2 separate regions of the Homo sapiens genome follow, and region 1 is linked to region 2. The links are chromatin loops, found by intact Hi-C in ENCODE. Cell type or tissue: adrenal gland. All regions are shown on one strand. Each heading gives the region's core, and the rest is flanking DNA. Links, peaks and the distances in the headings are about the cores only. Region 1 overlaps UQCC5 (ubiquinol-cytochrome c reductase complex assembly factor 5). Region 2 overlaps PBRM1 (polybromo 1).

Region 1 (11,787 bases), core at 2,380-10,379, 120 kb before region 2:
AGCGGGTAAGACGGGGCCAAGGACCTGGGGAAGAAACGTGAGGTCCAAGGACAGGAGGGCTGGAAAGGTAACGGGGGTTGTGGTATGAACAGAAATCCTTCAGAGGAGCCCTGCAAGTGACTGGAAGATGTTGAAGGTGAAGGGTACTGGAGCTTCATCCCCATGGGTAATGGTGGTATCTGGGGAGAAGGCACAGGACAGGGTCAAGGAACCTGAGCCAGAGGCCAGCACTTTTGGTGACTGAAGGGGCATGATGGAGAGCAGGTGCCAAAGAAAGATGGTGGCAGACAAATGGCATGAGCCATGAAGGAAGAAGATTTTTTTTTTTTTTTTTTGAGACAGAGTCTTGGTCTGTCACCCAGGCTGGAGTGTGGTGGCACGATCTTGGCTCACTGCAGCCTCTGCCTCCTGGGTTCAAGCGACTCTCCTGCCTAAGCCTCCTGAGTAGCTGGGACTACAGGTGCCTGCCACCACACCCGGTTAATTTTTGTATTTTTAGTAGTGACGGGGTTTCACCATACTGGCCAGGCTGGTCTCAAACTCCTGACCTTGTGATCCGCCTGCCTCGGCCTCCCAAAGTGCTGGGATTACAGGCGTGAGCCACTGTGCCCGGCCTGGAAAGAAGATTCTTTACATGAAGGTGGCGAGTCAAAGGTCTGGCAAAGCAGCAGCTGGAACAAGGAAACTGATCTCCTCTCCCCACCTGAAGGTTTCTGGATATGGGAGAGGGAGCATCAGAGAGCCAAGAGGCAAGAAGTGCCTTTGAGGAGCCAGGTTTTAGTTAAGAAGGATGACTTCAGAGCACAGAATAGAAATTATGGGGGAGAAGGAAGTGAGGGACATCTTAAAACACTAAGAGATGTGCTAAGACATGATTCTATCTTTCAAGACACTGACTTTTACCCTATTTAAGTCTAGAACTCCATTATCATAGTCCTCATCTAACTCAAGTTTTGTTTTAAGTTTATTTTGGCATTGAGTTAAATATTAATGCCAAGATTCAGAAGTAGGTGACAGACCTAGACTATTGGTTAAATTATTCAGATTGTTTTAATTTTAAATATGTTTCTTAAACATCTGAGCAACTTTTTGTTTGATACAGATGATGTCTACCGTAGAAAAGCCTCAGAAAGACAGTATCAGAGAAGGCTGGAAGATGAATGAGACTGAACTTCAGCAGTCAATAAAGTCAATATGAATTTTTACTATTGGTTTCAGTGCCTTTTAAAATATACTTTTCAGATCTCTTGTTCTGACACAGCTTGTCCTTTATCAGCTGCACAATATTCCAATAACTGTTTTTGCAAAGAATTTTTATAGTTCTGTCTCTGCTTGAGTACTTCCCAAGTCACTGCTGGACAGCACTTGTGGGAAAATTATTTCCTCCTAAAACACTCACTCGATGAATCTAGTCCATGAAATATTTCTTAAACAATTCAAGGATCAATCAGGATGCTTTTCAGTGAAGCCCGAATTGTTTTCGGCAATCTTTGTTTTTAGGCAACTAATTATAACCTTATTTACTTTTTTGCAGAATTCAAATTAAATTATGGACACATTCTCTATTGCCAGATCATTTAAACCAGGATAATTATGCAGGTTGTATTTCTGCCAGCTACTAGACTATAAACTTTTTGCTAGGGTGGTGGAAATTCTTGATTGACTACGCATTTCTCATGCTAGTGTTCTTGTGAACAGAAATATGCTCCTCCCTTGCTTGGCTCCCCTAAACTGCAAGGGCTGGATCTTCATGAGGACTGTGGGCAACAGGTTTCACACTACTCTAGGATGAAGATGTTGCTGTTCGATTCAGCTGCTAGAAACAGTTGCTCCTTCCATGAGAAAGTGAACCTACACAGTATAAAGCATCCCAGACTTGAGCTAAATCAGAGGCTCAGTCTATTGAGTGATTTGGCAATCTGACCCAGTGTAAGTTTGGATCAGCCTGGTAGAAAAAGCAGATACCTTTCCATGCTTGCATAGCCACATCTAACATCGTTTCAAGCAAAAAAAAATCTACATACTAAAGACTAAGTTTCAGAATAGTTTCTAACTATTGCATGAGAATAAAGCTGATGCTTAAGGCCATAGGGTATCCTCAAGTTAATGATCTCTGCCACAAACATGTCTCCTAATTTTTTCTAGATTTTTCTTCTAATTTTAGTCCACTTATCTTAGAACCAATTCAGTAAAGAACCATTAACTAACTACTCCCATCTCCTTAAAGCACTACCTACACTACAGTGCAGCAAGCCCAGAGTCACAGCTGGGAGATGGCTTGAATGTGAAAGGCCAGTAATGACCTCTGCCATCAGGGAGAGGACGGTGGTTCATCGTATTCTCATGCCCAGTTGTGTCATCTAGGATTCCTGGTAAACCTAACCTGATAAACCATTTTTAGTGACTTGACTGCTGTATAAAAACTATAGTATGATTCTCAATTATATGGCCATACTCCATGTTTGCCCTAACCCACCTTGTTTTAGGAGTTTAGTATTTGATACATATAGAAAATACGTCATACCTTTTACAAAGAATAATAGTAAACACTAATAAAACCATTGGCTAACTTTTGTGTCTGCTGTGGGTTCATTCCCTGGCCCATCCCCCTGCTTCCACCCCACAGAGAACCATTAGACTGAATTTTGTGTTGGCCTTCTCTAGAGCTTTCCTCTCCATTTCTTTTTCTTCTTTCCATTAGAATGTTAATTTATTTAAGGACAACAGACTTTGAAAATGATGGCCAGGGTTGGTGGCTCAAGCCTGTAATCCAAGCACTTTGGGAGGCTCAGGCAGGAGGATTGCTTGAGGCAAGGAGTTCAAGGCCAGCCTGGGCAACATACACTCCGTCTCTATTAAAAGAAAAAAGAAGGCTGGGTGCAGTGGCTCACACCTGTACTTTCAGCACTTTGGGTGGCCGAGGCAGGTGGATCACCTGAAGTCAGGAGTTCGAGACCAGCCTGACCAACACGGAAAAAGCCCGTCTCTACTAAAAATATAAAATTAGCTGGGTGTATGGCTGGGCATGGTGGCTTACGCCTGTAATCCCAGCACTTTGGGAGGCTGAGGTGGGCAAATCACGAGGTCAGGAGATCGAGACTATCCTGGCTAATACGATGAAACCCCGTCTCTACTAAAAATACAAAAAATTAGCCAGGCGTGGTGGCGGGCACCTGTGGTCCCAGCTACTCGGGAGGCTGAGGCAGGAGAATGGCGTGAACCCGGGAGGCAGAGCTTGCAGAGAGCCGAGATCGCGCCACTGCACGCCAGCCTGGGCGACAAAGCGAGACTCCGTCTCAAAAAAAAAAAAAAAAAAAAAAAAATTAGCCGGGTGTGGTGGCAGGCACCTATAATCCCAGCTACTCAGGAGGCTGAAGCAGGAGAATCGCTTGAACCTGGGAGGCGGAGGTTGCGGTGAGCCGAGATCGCGCCATTGCACTCCAGCCTGGGCAACAAGAGTGAAACTCCGTCTCAAAAAAAAAAAAAAAAGATTGGACAACTTCTGACTTTTAGGCAGGTAGACTACCAAAGCAATTATTGTATTCAATGGAAGATAGGTTTTCAGAGCACATTAGTTTGGATGCTGTGAGTGAGAACTCATTTGTTAGGGTGCAAGCTTTTTTTGAGATGAGTTTCACTGTCACCCAGGCTGGAGTGCAGTGGCATGATTATAGTTCACTGCAGCCTTGAACTCTTGGGCTCAAGCGATCCTCCTGCCTCAGCCTCCCAGGTAGCTGGGACTAGCTAGCTACCATGCTTGGCTAATTTTTAAATTTTTTGTAGACACAGGGTCTTGCTGTGTTGACCAGGCTGGTCTCAAAATCCTGGGCTCAAGCAGTGCTCCCACCTCAGCCTCCCAAAGTGTTGGGATTACAGGCATGAGCTACTGTGCCCAGCTAAGGTATATAAGCTTTTAATTTTTCCTCAAAAGTATTTTTAACTCTCCTACTAGGAATGACTCTATCCTACTTATCAGACACTGAACTATTTAAGGGCGCCAGGAGTAGTGGCTCATGTCTATAATCCCAGCACTTTGGGAGGCTGAGGTAGGAGGATTACTTGAGCCCAGGAGTTCAAGACTAGCCTGGGCAACGTGGTGAAACCCTGTCTCTACAAAAAGTACAAAAAATTAGCCAGGCCTGGTGGTGTGCACCTGTAGTCCCAGCTATTTGGGAGGCTGAGGTGGGAGAATCACCTGAGCCAGATCAAGACTGCAGTAAGTATGATCCCAGCACTGCACTCTAACCTGGGCAATGGAGTGAGACCCTGTCTCCAAAAAAAAAAAAAAAAAAAGCCGTGAAAAGAATTGCAGTACCACCAACTGTAAACTACAGGGCATAAATTTTAATAAATTTCAAGAACTATACTTATTGCAGAATGCTGAAAACCTGATTAGCATTTATTACTAGAACTCTACCTCCACTGTGGTGTTGGGGAAAGAATATGGGCTTTGGAGTGTCACTTTATTATCTGAATTTATAGAGAAAGTACCTAATAATAGTACAACAGTATTACAGCCCCCCCCAAAAAAAGAAAGAAAAAAAGTAGTGAATAAATGAGTTATTTTTGTTCATCTAGCAGTTCTATTTTGGAAGTCTTACCTACATCCCTGATGTGATATTTAATCTCCATTTTGTGTGTGTGTTTAAATTTTTCACACTGAATTAACTCTCTTTAAAGAAATATACTCTTAGCTGGGCGCGGTGGCTCACGCCTGTAATCCTAGCACTTTGGGAGGCCGAGGCAGGCGGATCACGACATCAGGAGATCAAGACCATCCTGGCTAACACAGTGAAACCCCATCTCTACTAAAAACACAAAAAATTAGCCGGGCGTGGTGCTGGGCGCCTGTAGTCCCAGCTACTCAGGAGGCTAAGGCAGGAGAATGGCGTGAACGACAACAACAAAAATATATATATATACGCACACACACACTCTTGGACCCTGTTGTTTTCCAAAGTAATTTATCTCCTAGTAAAGCATGTTAGTGCTTAGTCTTCACACGAGTATTAAATCTGGAGTTTCTTGTCTCATTTATGTGCTATCTGCAAGATGTAAATACCATGAAATAGCCAAAACAGGGAAAAGGGACAGTCCATTAATTTGTTTAGTTCTGAACTTTCATTCAGGGACCTAACATACTTCCAGGCTAAAATGGAACAGAGTAGGCTGGGCGCAGTGGCTCACACCTGTAACCTTAGCACTTTGGGAGGCTGAGGCAGGTGGATCACTTGAGGCCAGGAGTTCAAAACCAGCCTAGCCAATATGGAGAAACCCTGTCTCTACTAAAAATTCAAAAATTAGCCAGGCATGGTGGCGCATGCTGCAGTGAGCCAAGGTTGCACCACTGCACTCCAGCCTGGGTGACAGAGTGAGGTTCCGTCTCAAAAGAAAAAAAAAAAAGGAACAGAATAATAGCAATATTTGTTTGCTCAGTGTTCAGATGGGATGTCTAGCTATACATCAATGATTGTTCAAAATATGCTCAGGGGCACAGATGCCGGTACTATCCTAAATTCAGGAGAACAGAACCACAGGGATTTGCAAAGTGATATTAGAGGAAAACAGTTGGTTGCTTTTACCAACACTTTCTATTAAAAGCATGGTCATGTTTTAAGAGTTTATAAAGATGTTAAAGACACCTGGGCCACCTGTTTCTTCTGGCCACAGACAAGCTATTTGAAGTGGGCTATACTGCTTACATGCTTTCCTCACTTTCCGCCCTCAGTAATTCTCCAATTTTAATTTCAACCTGCATTTCTGCCCATGCTGAGGACATGTAGGAATTCCTTGACTGCCAGCCTGAGGCGTGGCGTGGGGCACTTCAGTCTGCAGTCTGACTACATTTGGCTCTGTGTTAATGCAGCCCGAGCCCTGAACCAGAGGTCTGGACACTGACTTTCATCTCCATCTGTGGAGCTTTGTTCTCTTAAATTGGCAGTCACATACAACCTTGTCAGCATGAAATCAGGGCTTGCAGGAGTTAAATCTGCTTGAAACATCTGACACCACTTTAACAGAACAACCAAACCTGGTTAATCCAAATCACTTTGCAAACTCTGTATTTATTTGGATTAAAAAGCTTTAGATGAACAACAAAAAAAAGATACATACATGTTATAAGACTAGTTACCACGTAAACCTCAGATGATATGATACAGAAATTAGAATAAACCAAGTTTTAATCAGGTATGAAAACATTCAAGCTCAAAATCATCAACACCAATTTGGGGATTTTACAGAAATAGGTGCCCCTCTCAATTCTTCCTCATAGGAAGGGGAGAGTGGCTTAAAAAAAAAACAACAACCAAAACAGTTAAAGGCCTTTTAAATCAGTTGGCTGACAAACATACTGTTTTAAACCTACAGGTTCCCCTCAGTCCCCCCGTTTGCAATATAAACAATTCTTCTCCACAGGAACTTACATTTTGAAAACATTTAGGCCATTATACTTTCTAAGCCACATTACTACAGTTCCTAAAACTTATGAAAAAAAGGTGTATAGTTTACTTGTACTTTCTTGAGTCAATTTTTTTTTCTTTTTTGAAGATGGCTGACCTCAAATCTTATATCCTAAATATTAACGATATCCCCCAAGTTAATATACAGAAAAACATGATTCTAAAATAAATACACAGGCTTTTTAAAAAAAACTTAATTAGGGCCTGTCTAGTGATGCCCTGGGCCGGTGCTGCACTGCTTTAGGGAAGCCCCTGGCTGGATCTATGTTTCCTATAGCACCTCTAGGCACTGGGAAGGAGCCTGGAGGAGAGCTCTGGCTTCTAATGACCCACGTGGCCCCCAGTGAAAAATTTTTTTAGAGGCTCCCCAAAGAAGTCTCATCCAGACCTTAAGGGAAATAAAATGAATGCATGAAATAAATAAATAATTTAACCACAACTAAATTTCATGTTCTTTGGTGTAATTCAAGGATGTCTAGAAACAAAATAATCTGATTGCATTATACAGTCCATGATGATTCAATTGCCCAAATAGCCAGGAATTGAAGATTTATCTGACTCACTTTAACAATAAGGTACTGACACACTACTGCAATACATTTTTTTAAATTCAATATTATTTAAAATACTTGATGCAAATTCAAATCCAGTGGTTGACTAAAGGCAATTAAGTTAAAGGGCCTCCCATATTTAAAGTATCTAGATACAAGAGACTTTTTTCCATTCTACACTCTTTTGCCCTCATGATTTAATAAGTACAGTAATTAAACATCTGGGTACTGATTCATAGCAGATTAAAAGGAAAAAAGCATCCTCTGAGATTAACTCTCTCAGATTATAAACAGCAGTGGAAGCTCTACCACAATGGCAATCACCCAGTTACTATAAAGCAGGTTTCAAAAACATGCCGCCAAGTGAAACAATGTTCCTACTGTCTGCCATCCTATGCTGCCTTCAAATGTTTATTGTAGGGTCATATAAGAAAGACAGGGTCACCAAACCCAAGTGTTTGGGATCTGTAATGGTCTTTCTAGTAAGCGTTTTATTAAATTATGATTCCCTTCTCCTGTAATTCAAAAGCACAAGCTAAATTTAAAAAATATTTTAGAAAGTATTAAATTTCTGGTTGAGAATTATAACAACATTGAAACTTAAAAGAAAAAATACATCTGATAATAAGGAAATAAGGAATACTAAAACATACTTGTATATGAAGGCAATCAATCTACTTGTTCACAATTATGCTTCTTATACAGCTCATATCTAGTTCCATACTCTCTTACCCATGTTAGGTTAGGTGTTATGTTTAAAAATAAATCACCTCCATGCATACCTTAATGCTTTCTTCAAGACGAACTTCAATGTTTTTCAATGTAACAGGTTTAAAATTTTAAATCATCTGAAATTTATAGGCATAAATTGTGAATTCATTATAAATAGATCAAAATATCCTTAAACGTACCTGCCTAGATTAAACATACCTCAGGGTTGTGCACGTGTTCTGCAAAAATCACTGACACCATAGTCTAACTCACAGATGTCTAACTCAGCACAATTGAAAAAGTGCTTTTTCCCCTCCTGGTGTCCAGGAGGTACATTAGCTGCAGACAGATGCACAGCACTGATTACATATTTCTGTAGTGAGCCTCTGAGTTAATAGAGCAAATGTGCTGTGTCTATTAAACATCTAAAACCTAAATAACCACCTTTCAAAGAAAGCACTTCATCTGTAAGAAACAGCTTTTGCAGAAAGTGGCTTAAGATATTCAGGCACATGAAACAAACACAAGTATACTCCCCTCTCTAAGATGTAAACTAGGACAAACTTCACATTTCATTATCAATTTAAACTAATCTGTAAACTCTTGTGTGTGTGTGTTTTTTTTCATTTTGTTCTTTTATATATATATATAAAAAAACCCAAAACCAAGAAAACAAAAACCCCAAGCCAAGACAAAAACCTCTAATGGTTTCAGTTCCATGGCAACAAGTAAAAAGATAAAACTCCAAGTCTACATATACAACCAATTATGAAACTGGTTTTAAACGAAGGAAACATATGCAAAAAAATCTTTGTGTATTTGATAAAGTCAACTTAATATAACAAACAAATTGAAATAGCTTATTAAAAGTGTCCGTATATAAAAATGGCCTTGTGATGTACAGTAAAATGCAATAAAAATTATCCTCCTTTGTTCCTTCCCCCCACCCCCAGTAACTAAAATGGCTACTGATCCACAACTCTTTATGCTTCTATATAAAAGAAACGTAATGATGTGATTAAACATTTTCTAGGTTGTATGCTTGGCGAATGTTGAGGGTGTCCCGGAGCATCAAATCTCGAAGGCGCCAGAGGGCATCTGCCATGGTGGTGTGGGCCCCTTTGCTTTTCAGCCAGTGAGAGGGTAGGCGGCTCTCCTGTTCTTTCGACAAATGGACGTCGCGTCTTCGAGCTGAAAATTAAAGTACAGAGAGACAGAAATTAGAATTTTAAGTTGGCAAAATTTCCCTCAGTTCTAAGGTCTGACGAACTTATTAAAACACAAAACATTGAATATTTATTAAATATTATGAATTTTAACTGCAGAATATTTCCAGGCACATTTCTTATATCATTTTACTAGGCACTAAAAGATTTGATCATAAATTTTTTTTTTTTTTTGACATCGAGTCTCGCTCTGTCGCCCTCGCTGGAGTGCAGTGGCGCGATCTCAGCTCACTGCAACCTCTACCTCCTGGGTTCAAGCGATTCTCCTGCCTCAGGCTCCAGAGTAGCTGGGATTACAGGAATCTGCCACCAAGCCTGGCTGATTTTTCTATTTTTAGTAGAGACAGGTTTCACCATGTTGGCCAGGCTGGTCTTGAACTCCTGACCTCAGGTGATCTGCCTACCTTGGCCTCCCAAAGTGCTGGGATTACAGGTGTGAGCCACTGCACCCGGCCTGATCATTATTTTTTTGTAGGCATCCCTGATATTTAATAATTACTTCAATGTTAACAAAAATTCCTAAAAAGGTAAACATGTGAAGAAAGGGAAAATATACCTTCTACTCTAAAGAAATGAAATGAGATGACCAAAGTTGGTTTAGAAATCAAGAACAAGTAGAAACTTCCAAACTTCTCTCCAGAAACTACACAAGTACTTTAGTACATACTGAAAATACATAAGTATGTTGAACTAAATGAATAGCCTAATCGGTTTCTAATATTTTTTTCCTTTTGTTAAACTGAGGTAAAATAGTTTTTTTTTTTTTTTTAGACAGAGTCTTATTCTGTCACCCAGGCTGGAGTGCAGTGGTGCGATCTTGGCTCACTGCAACCTCCACCTCCGGGTTCAAATGATTCTCGTGCCTCAGCCTCCCAAGTAGCTGGGATTACAGACACCAGACACCACGCCCAGCTAATTTTTGTATTTTTAGTAGAGATGGGATTTCACCATGTTGGCCAGGATGGTCTTGATCTCCTGACCTCAAGTGATCTGCCCGCTTCAGCCTCCCAAAGTGCTGGGATTACAGGCGTGAGCCACCGCTCCTGGCCCTCATCTGGCTAATTTTTAATTTTTTTGTAGAGACGGGGTTTTGCCATGTTGTCCAGGCTGGTCTCAAACTCCTGAACTCAATCGATCTGTCCACTTCAGCCTCCCAAAGTGGGAGCCACCGTGCCTGGCCAATAATTTTTAATTTACCCAATGCATCTATACTAATGTCCAAATGCCTGAAAAACAAAACAAAACAAAACAAAACAACAAACAAAAAACAATGTACTTAAAAAGATGGCAGTGATGTTTATGAGAAAACTAGGCTTTGAAATTTGGCAAAAAAAACCACAACAACACTTTTAGGCAGGGCGCTGTGACTCATGCCTATAATCCCAGCTCTTTGGGAGGCTGAGGTGAATAGATCACCTGAGGTCAGGAGTTCGAGACCAGCCTGGCCAAAACGGCGAAACCCCATCTCTACTAAAGATAAAAAAATTAGCTGGGCGTGGTGCTGAGCACCTGTAATTCCAGCTGCTCAGGAGGCTAAGACACAAGAATCGCTTGAACCTGGGGGTCGGAGGTTGCAGTAAGTCGAGATTGTACCACTGCACTCCAGCCTGGGCGACAGAGTGAGACTGTCTCAAAAAAAAAAAAACAACCCAAAAACCATTTTCAGGCCAGGCACAGTGGCTCACGCCTGTAATCCCAGCACTTTGAGAGGCCGAGGCAGGTGGATCACTTGAGGTCAAGAGTTTGAGACCAGCCTGGCTGATATGGTGAAACCCCATCTCTACTAAAAATATAAACATTAGCCAGGTGTGGTGGCATGTGCCTGTAATCCCAGCTACTGGGGAGGCTGAGGCAGAAGAATCAGTTGAACCTGGAAGGCGGAGACTGCAGTGAGCCAAGATCGCGCCACTGCACTCCAGCCTAGGCAACAGAGTGAGACCCTGTCTCAAAAACAAAACAAAACAAAACAAACCATTTTCAGTGTGTTACGTAAACATGCAAAGAAACTCCAAACCATTTATGAAATATATAATTTATTTTAATTGTATAAGAAAAAGGGGTGTTTATTGTATGATATACTATGCTAACAGCAGTAAGACAGCTTTGAGGAAGCATGTATTTCACAAAGGCTTATTTAGAAGGAATCTTACCTGCCAGTGTCTGATCCCACTTGCTAATGCTGTTGGACTCCGCACTGAGTCCTTCAATGTATTTCAGGTAGGCCTCTGAGTGAAGAAGCCGCTGGGTCTTTGGTGGGGGAGCTACAAACATGGGTGTTGTTGGCTGCTGTATGACAGGGGGTCCAGCTGGATGTGGGCCGGGATATGGAGGTGGTGCCTGCTGCCCTGGAGGCCCCAAAACTCCCACCTGAAAGAGCACAGGACCACATGGTGAGGCAAAAAGAGACTCTGCACATGTTCTGAGAAGGATAACTCGAATTCTGTCAAGTCCTAGAAAATCAAACTGGGAGGCTCACCTGTTGTCCATATGGACTTCCACCTGGTGCTGGAGTCCCTACCATAGGGGCCACTCCTTGGTTCATCACACCTATAATTCAGAATGCAATGGCACAGTTAGAGGCTCTGGGTTGAAATGACTGAAAAACTACTGTCTGATAAGAAATGATGCCATTCATAATTCAAACCTATGTACCTCTGCCCTTGAATCTTTGTGGCTAGGAATCTTAAGCACCCCAATAGGATTTGAATAGAAAGTTGTTTTGTTTCTAGGTACTTAAAGTATAATACTAGAACAATCTGTCAGATGTACATCAATTATGGCTTAGAAATGATTTGAACCTTGCATAAAATTCTAGTATTTCTCTAGGTAAGCTATTGT
Region 2 (11,787 bases), core at 1,883-9,882:
AGGTGGAGGTTGCAGTGAGCTGTGATCGTGCCATTGCACTCCAGCCTGGGCCAAAGAGCAAGACACTGTCTCAAAAAAACAAAATTTGAAAGAGGCTTGGGAGGTATAAATGTGAATGTACAAGACCCTCCCAATTTCTCATCAATTATGCGTTACAGAAGTACGGGCAAGTCCTAAATACAGGCATTTTAATCTTTTGACTAGAGCCCTGAAGGCCTACACTAAGGGTGGGGCCTCTGCAAGCAGTGTTCTACCGAAGAAAGCATGGGCTGCTTCTCCTGTATTCATATTAGAGAGTAAAATTCCAGGAAATTCCTATTTTTAGCCTTCTATTTAGTTCCAATCACTTAACTACTTAAAGAAACTGACAAGCTGCTGAGGAACTATATACATATATTTACATATCATATATAAAATATAAAATTTTATACATATAAAATATATGAACTACATGTATATGTGTGTATATATATTTTGTGTATATCTATCTATCTATCTATCTATATTTTTTTTAGACAGAGTCTCATTCTAAGACCCAGGCTAGAGTACAGTGGCATGATCTCAGCTCATTGCAACCTCTGCCTCCCGGGTTCAAGCGATTCTCCTGCCTCAGCCTCCCGAGTAGCAGGGATTACAGGTGCCCACCACCATGCCCAGCTAATTTTTGTATTTTTAGTAGAAATGGGGTTTCACCATGTTGGCCAGGCTGGTCTCAAACTCCTGACCTCAGGTGATCTGCCTGCCTTGGCCTCCCAAAGTGCTGGGATTACAGGGGTGAGCCACAGCACCTGACTAGGAACTGTATTTTGAGACTCTAAGAAGTAATTGTATTTTTGAGAAATTCACCCATCACTGCTTCTCTGTATTCCAGCAAAAGGCCTATGTAGATAAGTTACAGAAGAAAGGGGAATATTCTGCAATGTGCTTCTCACAATTTAGCTGTAGAAAAGAGTTGTGATCCCCTCTACTATTCTTTTTTCTCTTTTCAAACATGTCTTTTTATTTTCTGTCTTTCATTTTTTTTTGAGATGGAGTCTCATTCTGTCGCCCAGTCTGGAGTACAGTGGCGCCATCTCGGCTCACTGCACCCTCCACCTCCTGGGTTCAAGCGATTATCCTGCCTCAGCCTCCAGAGTAGCTGGGATTACAGGCATGTGCCACCTGCCTAGCTAATTTTTGTATTTTTGGTAGAGACAGGGTTTTACCATGTTGGTCAGGCTGTTCTTGAACTCCTAACCTCAAGTGATCCTCCCGCCTTGGCCTCCCAAAGTGCTGGGATTACAGGTGTGAGCCACCTCGCCTGGCCATGAAGCATGTGTCTTTATTTAGTAAATATTTATCAGCACCTACATGTCAGGTATAGTGCAGATATGAGGAATAAATGAACAAAAAGATACCTGCTTAGGAGCTATCATTCTACTTGGGGAAAGAGAGAAAAACATGTAAACTAGTATGTTATTTCACATATAGTGACATTATAAAAACTGAAGACAACCCTGTGATGACAGGGTGGGGTAGGGGCTGAAAAGGAGGAAGGCGGAGCAAACAATGGAGATAGGGTGGTCAGGAAAGTCCTGTCTCAGTAGACACCATTTTAGATGGTGTTAGAACAATAAAAAAGAGCCAGTCACGGGAAAAGTCAAAGGAAGCACTTTCTATGCAGAAGAACAACTGCAAAATTCCAGAGGCAGAAACACACCTGGGAGGTTCTAGGAACAGTAACTATTCTAACCTACAGAAATATTCCTCACTAAGGTGATTACATTCCAACTTCTAATCACAACACTGCCTTTCCTTACATGATGTCTCAATGTAGCAATACTGGACTAATCCTTGATAATATCAAGATTCTCTTTAAAACTGAGCAGGAAATATGCATTAATGTAAGTACAATTCATGAAAATTACCACACATGGCACACGTTGTCCAGGATATCCTAGGATCCCTTAAAAATGGAGTGGGGCTCTCTGGCTGAATGTCCTTTTATCCTCCCAGTTACCAATACAATTGCACAGGAATTCTAGTTGCCCACAACAGCCCAGAGGGAATCACAAGCAGGGGCCCTCTCTGCCTTCCAAGAGCCCATCCATCACAAGTTCCAGCTACACACTTACTCCTTCAGTCACTGTGCCCTGATTGTCTTGCCCATCTTCATCATCATCTTCGTCATCTGCTTCTCCTTTCTGAACAAACTCATTTCTTGTTCGAAGGTACAAATCCCAGAGTTTGCAAGCGGCTTTATATTCAGGAGAATCTGGCTGTATGTTAGCAAAGAGAAAAAAAAAAACACTTTAGTAATGTATTGGAAATTAGTTGCTACTTTTAAAGCACCTGTTTCAGCAAAGACCAAAAATTGTTACAAATTTTAACATCCTCATGATTAAAACATATATGGGTCCAAATCCCGCTTCCAAAAAATTAAGTGTATGTTTTAAAGACATTCTGAAATCAAATTATTTAGGTCTTATCTCATTAAAGAAAGACTTGAGGCAGAAGACAAATGATTTGCTAAATTAAAAGTAATTATGACCGGGCACAGTGGCTCATGCCTGTAATCCCAGCACTTTGGGAGGCCAAGGCAGGTGGATCATGAGGTCAAGAGATCGAGACCATCCTGGCCAACATGGTGAAACCCCGTCTCTACTAAAAATACAAAAATTAGCTGGGCGTGGTGGTACGCACCTGTGGTCCCAGCTACTTGGGAGGCTGAGGCAGGAGAATCACTTGAACCAGAGAGGCAGAGGTTGCAGTGAGCCGAGATTGCGCCACTGCACTCCAGCCTGGTGACAGAGCAAGACTCTGTCTTAAAAAAAAAAAAAAAAACACCAAAAAACCCAAAAAAACTAATTATTACTAATACACTAAGAAAGACAACTTAAAGGATAAGATTTGATTTAAAGGATAGAAGCTAATGACGGTTCTGATGTTATTAATACTTGTGGTTTGAAATTCTTTAATACCTTGTTTCAAAATGTCTGCTCATGAAGTATAGTGGGCATAATAAACTCTTGACTGAAATCTTCTAGTAAAAACAACGTTGGATGCAATGTTCAAAAAATAAAATAAAACTTTAAAAATGCATACATGGGATGCCAATAGGAAGTAAGGATGTTCACAAAATTAAAGGAATAAAAGTAGGAAACCAGATGAAAACCCACAACACTTAAGTCAAATGTTCACTTTGAGGGCATTTATTTATGATAAAACCAAGCTTTCATTTCCAAGGCTTCTCTGGGCAGCGAGGAGGGAAGACAAAGGTCAGGGTCTACCAGAAGCTGGGAATCCAAAGGCCATGGCTGCACCATTAGTGGGAACTCAAATCAGTTTCTGTACTGCCAGGGAGCAAGGACGACTGCCCATCTCAACCTCTACCTATCTAAATTCATGCCTATCTCAAACCATGGCACTGAGAGGAGAGGAGAGGCATGAAATGAATCTCTGAGAACTCTTCATCGTAAAGTTAGCCTTAACAAAGACAGGCCAGTCATCCTGGACAAGAAACAAATCATTTCTGGATGAAACCAACTTCAATTTAATGCTCCAATGATCTCTACAGATAAAGTTCCAAGAAATATTGAGTCCATAGTAAAAAAATCATGAGGCACATAAGAATCAAAGAATCACGAGAAAGCTAGCAAAAATGACAGTGACAACAAATATATGTATTAGATATTGGAATTCAAATAATTAGATTATCAGAATAATCTACCATAGAATAAAAAACAGGTGTGTTAAAAATGTTTAAAAGTTGGGCATGGTGGCCAGGCGTGGTGGCTCACGCCTGTAATCCCACCACTTTGGGAGGCTGAAGCAGGGGGATCATGGGGTCAGAAGATTAAGACCATCCTGGCTAACACAGTGAAACCTCATCTCTACTGAAAATACAAAAAAATTAGCTGGGTGTGGTGGTGGGTGCCTGTAGTCCCAGCTACTTGGGAGGCTGAGGCAGGAGAATGGCGTGAACCGGGGAGGCGGAGCTTGCAGTAAGCCGAGATAGCGCCACTGAACTCCAGCCTGGGTGACAAAGCCAGACTCCGTCTCAAAAAAAAAAAAAAAAGTTGGGCACGGTGGCGCACACCTGTAGTCCTAGCTACTTAGGTGGCTGAGGCAGGAGGATAACTTAAGCCCAGGAGTTTAAGGCTGCAGTGAGCTACAACTGTGCCTGTGAATAGCCAGTGCACTCCAGCCTGGGTGACAGAGCAAGACTTTCTCTCTTTAAAAAAATAAATAAATAAATAAAAAGTTTAAAGAAACAATGAGTTTGAAAACAATGAGCAAAGTCCTACAGACTCTAAAAAAGACGCTACTTCCTATATGTAGAAAAATTAAAATGCAAATACTAAATTTATATTTAACTAATTTAAGAGATTTCACCAAGAAAATTGAAAGAACTGAAAAAAAAAAAAAAAAAAGATTATCTAAAAAGCAACACAGACGCTGGGCGCGGTGGCTCACGCCTGTAATCCCAGCACTTTGGGAGGCTGAGGCGAGTGGATCACCTGAGGTCGGGAGTTCAAGTCCAGCCTGGCCAACGTGGTGAAACCCTGTCTCTACTAAAATACAAAAATTAGCCGGGCATGGTGGCAGGCGCCTGTAATCCCAGCTACTCAGGGGCTGAGGCAGGAGAATCGCTTCAACCCAGGAGGCAGAGGAAGCAGTGAGCCAAGATCACACCACTGCACTCCAGCCTGGGCATCAGAGCCAGACTCTATCACAAAAAAAAAAAGAAAAAAAAAGGAAACACAGACACAAAAGCAGGAAATATGAAAAGTTAAGAGAAATGGAGACCTGTGGGAAGTCTAATATGACACCCAATCAGAGTTACTACAAGAACAGGGCAAAGGCAAAATGCAAAGACATGGCTAAAAACTTTCCAAAGATGATGAGAAACACCAATCTAAGATTTATGAAGCATTACTACTCGCAAATTCTATAAAGATATCCACATCTAAATATATCACAATGAAACTACAAAATACAAAAGAGAAAAGGATACTAAAGACAGCCAGAAAAGAAAAGACAGATAACCTTTAAAGGAACTACAATCATACTGGCGGATGACTTCTCAATAGCAAAATGGAATGAAGAATAAAGAAAGTAGTAATAATGAATGGTACTGACTCCACAAATCAATATTATTATTATTATTGTTTTTAAAGACAGGATCTCACTGTTGCCCAGGCTGAAGTGCAGTGGCATGATCATAGCACATTACGGCCTTGAACTCTTGGGCTCAAATGATCCTTCCACCTCAGCCCCTCAAGTAGCTGGGACTACTGGTGCACGTCACCATGCTCAGCCAATTAAAACAATTTTTTTTTTTTTTGTAGAGGTGGGGTCTTAGTACACTGCCTAGGCTGGTTTCACACTCTTGGCTTCAAGCAATCCTCCTGCCTCAACCTCCCAAAGCGCTGGGATTATAGGCATGAGCCATCATGCCTGGCTGAATAGTATTTTATGGCAGGGGTCCCCAACCCCCAGCCCACGAACAACTACCAGTCCATGGCCTGTTTGGAACTGGGCCGCACAGCAGGAGGTGAGCAGCAGGCAAGACAGCATTATCGCCTGAGCTCCTCCTGTCACATCAGCAGTGGCATTAGATTCTCATAGGAGTGTGAACCCTATTGTGAACTGAGCATGCAAGAGATCTAGGCTGTGAGCTCCTTATAAGAATCTAATGCCTGATGACATGAGAAGGAAGAGTTTCATCCTGACCCTGCCCCCTACATCCACTGCTGTCCATGGAAGAATTGTCTTCCGCAAAACTGGTCCCTGGTGCCAAAAAGCTTGGGGACCACTGTTCTATCAGATTCAAAAATTGCCACAAAAGAACTAAAGTACACAGCACCAGCATTATAAATAAGGAAAAGAGTGATCAGAGTTGAATTATTCTAAAGTCTTCGTATTGTTTGGAGGATTAAGATCCTGATTAGCTTCTGGCTTTGAATAAGTTAATTATGCATATTAAAACTTCTTAGATAAGAACTAAAAGATTATCTATAGATGTTACAATTTCCAAATTTTAGAGGTAATAAGAGGAAAAAAGTTTTGAAAAAAATGAAATCAAAAGAAGGCATAGAGAAAAAAATAACAAAATGCACTGAAGAGTAAAATAAACTGAGCAAGGTGGTGTGTACCTGCAGTCCTAGCTACCTGGTAGGCTGAGGTGGGATGACTGCTTAAGTCCAGGAGTTTGATTCTGGCCTCGGCAACTTAATGAGACCTCATCTCTTAAAAATAAGGCCAGGCATGGTGGCTCACGCCTGTAATCCTAGCACTTTTGGGAGGCCGAGGCAGGCAGATCACCTGAGGTCAGGAGTTCAGGACCAGCCTGGCCAACATGGCAAAACCACGTAAAAATACAAAAATTAGCCAGGCATGATGGTGGGTGCCTATAATCCCAGCTACTCGGGAGGCTGAGGCAGGAGAATGGCGTGAACCTGGAAGGCAGAGCTTGCAGTGAGCCGAGATCGCGCCACTGCACTCCAGCCTGGGCAACAGAGCGAGACTCCATCTCAAAAAAAAAAAAGAAATGGCAAAGGGTCAAGTATAATTAACCTACTTTCTAACCAGAAAAAGAAGTATAAAGCAAGCTGGGCATGGTGGTTCATGCCTGTAATCCCAGCACTTGGGAGACCGAGGCGGGTCAATCGCTTGAGCCCAGGAGTTCAAGACTAGCCTGGGCAACACGGTGAAATCCCGTCTCTATCAAAAATACAAAAAATTAGCCATGTGTGATGGTGCGCACCTGTAGTCCCAGCTAATCAGGAGGCTAAGGTGGGAAGATTGCTTGAGCCCAGGAGACAAGGGCTGTAGTGAGCCAAGATCACACCACTGCACTCCAGCCTGGGCAACAAAGGAGATCGTGTCTCAAAAAAAAAAAAAAAAAATTATAAAGCCAAAGTAATTAAGATAGAAATAGAACGGCCTAGTAACAGATAAACTGGCCTGTGGAACAGAATAAAAGGACAGAAACAGATCCATGAATACATGGAAATGATGACAGCAACGATTGCGAACAAACGCAGAGAGAATAGTGTTGGTTATACCTGTGGGAAAAAAATTGATTCCTACCTTATAAAAGACAAAAATCAATCCCAGCTGCATTTATTCCTACCTTATAAAAGACAAAAATCAATCCTAGCTGCATTAAAGGCTTATATGAAAGACAAAACTATAAAACTTTAAGAAAAGCATACTAATAGAAGAATATCTTGGGCAAGAGGAATCTCTGAAACAAGATACAAATAAACCCAATTTAAAGATTGATAAATTTGATTAAACTAAAATAAAACATTTCTGTTCATCAAAAAATACCATGAAAGGTGAAAAGATATGCACACAGTGGGAGAAGATATTTGAAACACACAAAATCAAATAAAAAAAATAAAAAAACTGAAACACATATAATCAAAAAAGGTTTACTATCCACAATAATTAAAAAATTTCTATGGCCAGGCATGGTCGCTCACGCCTGTTGTCCCAGCACTTTGGGAGGCCAAGGTGGGTGGATCACTTGAGGTCAGGAGTTCAAGACTAGCCTGGCCAACATGGTGAAACCCCATCTCCACTAAAAATACAAAAATTAGCCAGGCATGGTGGTGGGCACCTGTAATCCCAGCTACTCAGGAGGCTGAAGCAGGAGAATCACTTGAACCTGGGAAGAAGAGGTTGCAGTGAGCTGAGATCGTGCCACTGCACTCTAGCCTGGGCAATAGACTTTGCCTCAAAAAAAAAAAAAAAAAAAAAAAATTTCTAAAGCCAGGAGTGGTGGCTCATGTCTGTAGTCCCAGCTACTCATGAGGCTGAGGCAGGAGGATCACTTGAGGCCAGGAGTTTGAGACCAGCCTGAGTAACATAGGGAGACTCTGTCTCTAAAAAAAAAAAGAAAAAAAAATTCCAGAAATATGAAAATGACTAACAAACCAAGAGAAAAATGGGCAAAAGATTTGAGCAGACAGAGAAATAAGAATAGTTCATAATCACATGAATGTGGGTTGGGCACAGTGGCTCACGCCCATAATCCCTGCACTTTGGGAGGCCAAGGCAGGCAGATTGCTTGAGCCCAGGAGTTCAAGACCAGCCTGGGCAACATGGTGAAACCCTGGTCTCTACAAAACATGCAAAAATTAGCTGGGCATGGTGGCACGTGCCTATAGTGCCAGCTACTCAGAAGGGTGAGGTGGGAGGATTGCTTGAACCTGGGAGGCGGAGGCTGCCATGAGCCAAGATCTCACCACTGCACTCCAGCCCGTGTAACAGAGCAAGACCCTGTCTCAAAAGATAATAAATTAAAATACGTAAATAAATAAGAAATAAAAATCATATGAATGTCCAGTCTCTTTACGAATAAGACAAATGCGAACTCAAGCCACAAAAAGAAACTACTACTCACCTGCCAGGTTTATAAATATTAAGAAGCCAATTATCAAATTGGTATCTTCCAATTGGTATCTTTCCAAATTTCATAATTTCTTACCTTATAATAGGACTTTGCATTGTTAAAAAGAAGCTGGAAGTCAGCAGTCAGCAAATTAACATCATCATACTCTTCCATTTTTAGTTTCTGTTGGATTTTCATCAAGTCAATGGGCTGAGAAACCACTTCATAATAGTCTGGTTGATTTCTGTTATAATTTAAATTTTTTTAAAGGAGATTAATCTGAAGCTTACAAAAAGTTTTATTTCAAAACTATTTATGGTAATGTTCAACATTCCAAGTGACAGAGCATATTAGAATCTTTCATGGACTTTGAAGCTTACTTAAAAAAAAAAAAAAAAGAAAAAAATCTGCAAAAAAAGAAAAAGAAAAGCAAGATGCACACTCATTCCCTTTTCAAAACATACGTTAATGATATAAAAACCTAAATTAACACCTGTGATGGTCTTTTATATGCTAACTGTTTAATGTTTAGGGCACCAACGCTAAACCCATGTCAATGGTATCCTTTATAAATGAAGATGACTTACCTTTCATAGTGCTCAAAAGTGTGAAAACAGAGATATGTCTCAATACTCTTTATAAACTTACAAAACAGATTCTTTCTTCAGTAAGTGACCACATAAATTTTTTCTGCCAAGTACTATCAAATGCCTATCATAAATGCTGCTACAATAGCAATTACTAAAATTACAAGGGAGGAAGATGAGCCCTTGGCTTACGTAGCTTAACAAAGATGAATGGACATCAGATACATCTAAACACAACCAAACTCTTCGGAAAAAAAAAACCATGGGACTAAGAAATACAAAATTTGGCTTAGTGGTTATACCTTGCAGGAGAGGGGTAGTGAGGAACACACAAGAAACTTTGTAGGTAATTATAATGACAAAATTTCTTAAAATAATTAAGTAATTTCCTTCTTTAATTCCTTAAGTAATTTTAATGACAATTTCTTAAGTTCCCAAAATAACTTCTTGGGTTTAGGGTTCATGGATGTTTAGTATTTTTTCTGGCTTTCTTCAAATGAAGTTCCAGGAGACAAGTAAACCTACTGAAAAACGATGTGACTATTTTCTCAATTCTCCCACAGGGGTAGGTATTCAGCCCCATTCTAGATGTGTAAGAGATAAGTTATTACAAATAACATCATGGCGATTAAGGCTTAAATCTCTCTTGGAACCTTAGCTGACAGGTTATAGCCATTCTTTTATTACGTATAATATATTTAAATTATTTTTAAATTTGTATTCTGACATAAAAGTTGCAAAAATAGTACTTTTTTTCTGAACCATTTGAATAAGCTCTGACATGATGCCCCATCACGCCTGATAATTTAGTGTTTGTTTCTCACAAATAAGGACCACAACTCAACCATCAAAACCAGGAAGTGAATGTTAATACAGTACAGTTGACCACTGAACTGTGCAGGTCCACTTATATGGGAACTCTTTTCAACCAAAAAAATCAGAATATTGAGAAATCAGAGAAAAAGCAGAAAGAATACTGATGTTGTCAGTGGTATCAAGGAACCTTCTCACAGCACACATTAGGGCTCTGATAACTTAATATCCAAGATGGTCCTCTCCATCTGGGCCTACAGGACCCACAGTCCAGTGCTCCTTGCTGAGGCAGGACCCCAGCAGTGTCTCAAGCTAAGGGGACTATCTGTAGACAATTGAGAATTCAATGAGAACATGTGCCTAGAAAGGACACTATCCCCCAGAATCACTGCTACAAGGTTCCTCACAAACATTTTTAGAATTACCACAAAGACAAAAGAAAAATCAGGATCCCAACCTCTCACTCTATGTCATATGGTCAAAACAGGGTCCCCCCATTTCAAAATGAAATACTTCTAATTTCTAACAGTACTAATTTTTTCTGAAATCAAACATACAGAAAACCATCAAAAGTAAGAATCATCCTTATAATCCAGAATAAATAGCACCATTTGCATTTTTATAGACATTCTTCCAGACTTCTCTATAGGCACATGTACACACAAACCAAATTTAACATAAACAGGATTATATTGTATGTTCTTTCAAAACAACTTTTCTCTTTCAACAATAGATGAGGGCAGTCTGGCATATGGCTGCAAAATAACCAAAATGCAAAGTTTTAATCAGAATAATGAGAAACACTAGCCCTGGTGTGCAGACAGCCTGCCGGCTACTCCCTACCCCATTTTCCCTTCTTCCCAGGATGACAGCATTCTAAGCTGCTGCATGGCTACTAAAGACTATATTCTCAGCCAGCATGGTGTTGCATGCCTGTAGTCCCAGCTACTTGGGAGGCTGAGGGAGGACTGCTTGAGCCCAGGAGGTCAAGGCTGTAGTGTGCAAAGATGGTGCTGGTGAGTAGCCTGCATTCCAGCCTATGTGACATGGTAAAACCTCGTCTCTAAGGAAAACAAAGCAAAACAAAACCTTAAAGACCATATTTATTCTCCAGCCTCACTGCAGCTAGATTCTAGCCAATACGAGAGCTGAAGTGTGTCATATCCAAGTCATGTCCTTAACATTCATTCTTTTTCCATACTGGCTGGAAGGCAGTTGTGGTAGTGAGTCATCTCAGACCATGCAGGCAAGGGTGATACCACAAAGACCGCAGAATAGAGTTGGCTAATACTTGTACCTTGACAACTTCACAGAACAGGACTTTTACACAAGAGAAATAAATTTCTCTTTTGTTTCAGCCATTGTTGATTTGCATGTCCTAGCACAAAGCAGACTAATACAGTAACTGAAACAAAGTATCAAAAAGATATTCACAAATTGTGTAGCTCTGAGCAATACTAATTCTCATAAATACTTGAGAAAAAAACATACATTCCACAGAGGAGCGTCAGAAAAAAGGCACCATTATCTTCGAGGTTGTAACATGACAGTGGTCCAGCACCCAAGGTGTGTATCCTCTGCCCCTCAGCACTCGCCTGCCAGCAAAAAGGAGGCAGCAGAGGGACGGTATCTTCTATAAAAGTTGTTTTGTATACTTCAGTGTGATGCTGCTACTCTATACCACATAATGGTTAAGAGCACAGGCTTTGGAGTCAGAACGACTTTAGTCTGAACACCAGTTATCTTTTAGTAGTTACAAGAACTTGTGCAAGTTCTCACCTATAAACTGTGATAACTCAGAATTTTAAATAAGATATGATTGGGAAAATGCTTGGTATTGTGTCTAGAATGTGGCAAACAATAAATACATGCTTTTACTACTTTATGCTAATTAAATGACAACTTTCAGAAGACTATTATTGATAAACCAACTCAAATATGGAGACAGTTACCTCATTTTAAAAACAATGCTTCCTTTTTGGCCATGGCTAATTTGCTAATTTA

What was found. Peaks named below come from ENCODE experiments on the same cell type or tissue, not always from the same donor. Only the 100,000 strongest peaks of a DNase experiment are listed, where the experiment ranks them.
Region 1: a loop joins it to region 2, with 2.2 times the contacts of the local background. A loop is called at or near these places in 3 of 110 quality-filtered maps.

What each region holds. Positions count from the first base shown.
Region 1 is chr3:52,539,322-52,551,108 of GRCh38, forward strand. UQCC5 (ubiquinol-cytochrome c reductase complex assembly factor 5) reads left to right here. Exons shown (of 2, transcript NM_001124767.2): 2 at 1,103-2,569. The coding sequence ends at 1,164. It overlaps PBRM1 (polybromo 1), which reads right to left. Exons shown (of 32, transcript NM_001405607.1): 30 at 11,426-11,496; 31 at 11,100-11,316; 32 at 6,046-8,914. The coding sequence ends at 8,742. Among named protein-coding and RNA genes, the nearest start is that of UQCC5, 8.6 kb to the left of the region's middle. In adrenal gland, for the core only: no CTCF peak of the experiment used is centred there; no DNase peak of the experiment used is centred there; H3K27ac peaks cover 281 bases.
Region 2 is chr3:52,660,019-52,671,805 of GRCh38, forward strand. PBRM1 (polybromo 1) reads right to left here. Exons shown (of 32, transcript NM_001405607.1): 4 at 8,480-8,627; 5 at 2,115-2,258. Among named protein-coding and RNA genes, the nearest start is that of PBRM1, 20 kb to the right of the region's middle. RefSeq lists enhancers at 5,889-6,390, 6,391-6,890, 11,270-11,439. In adrenal gland, for the core only: no CTCF peak of the experiment used is centred there; no DNase peak of the experiment used is centred there.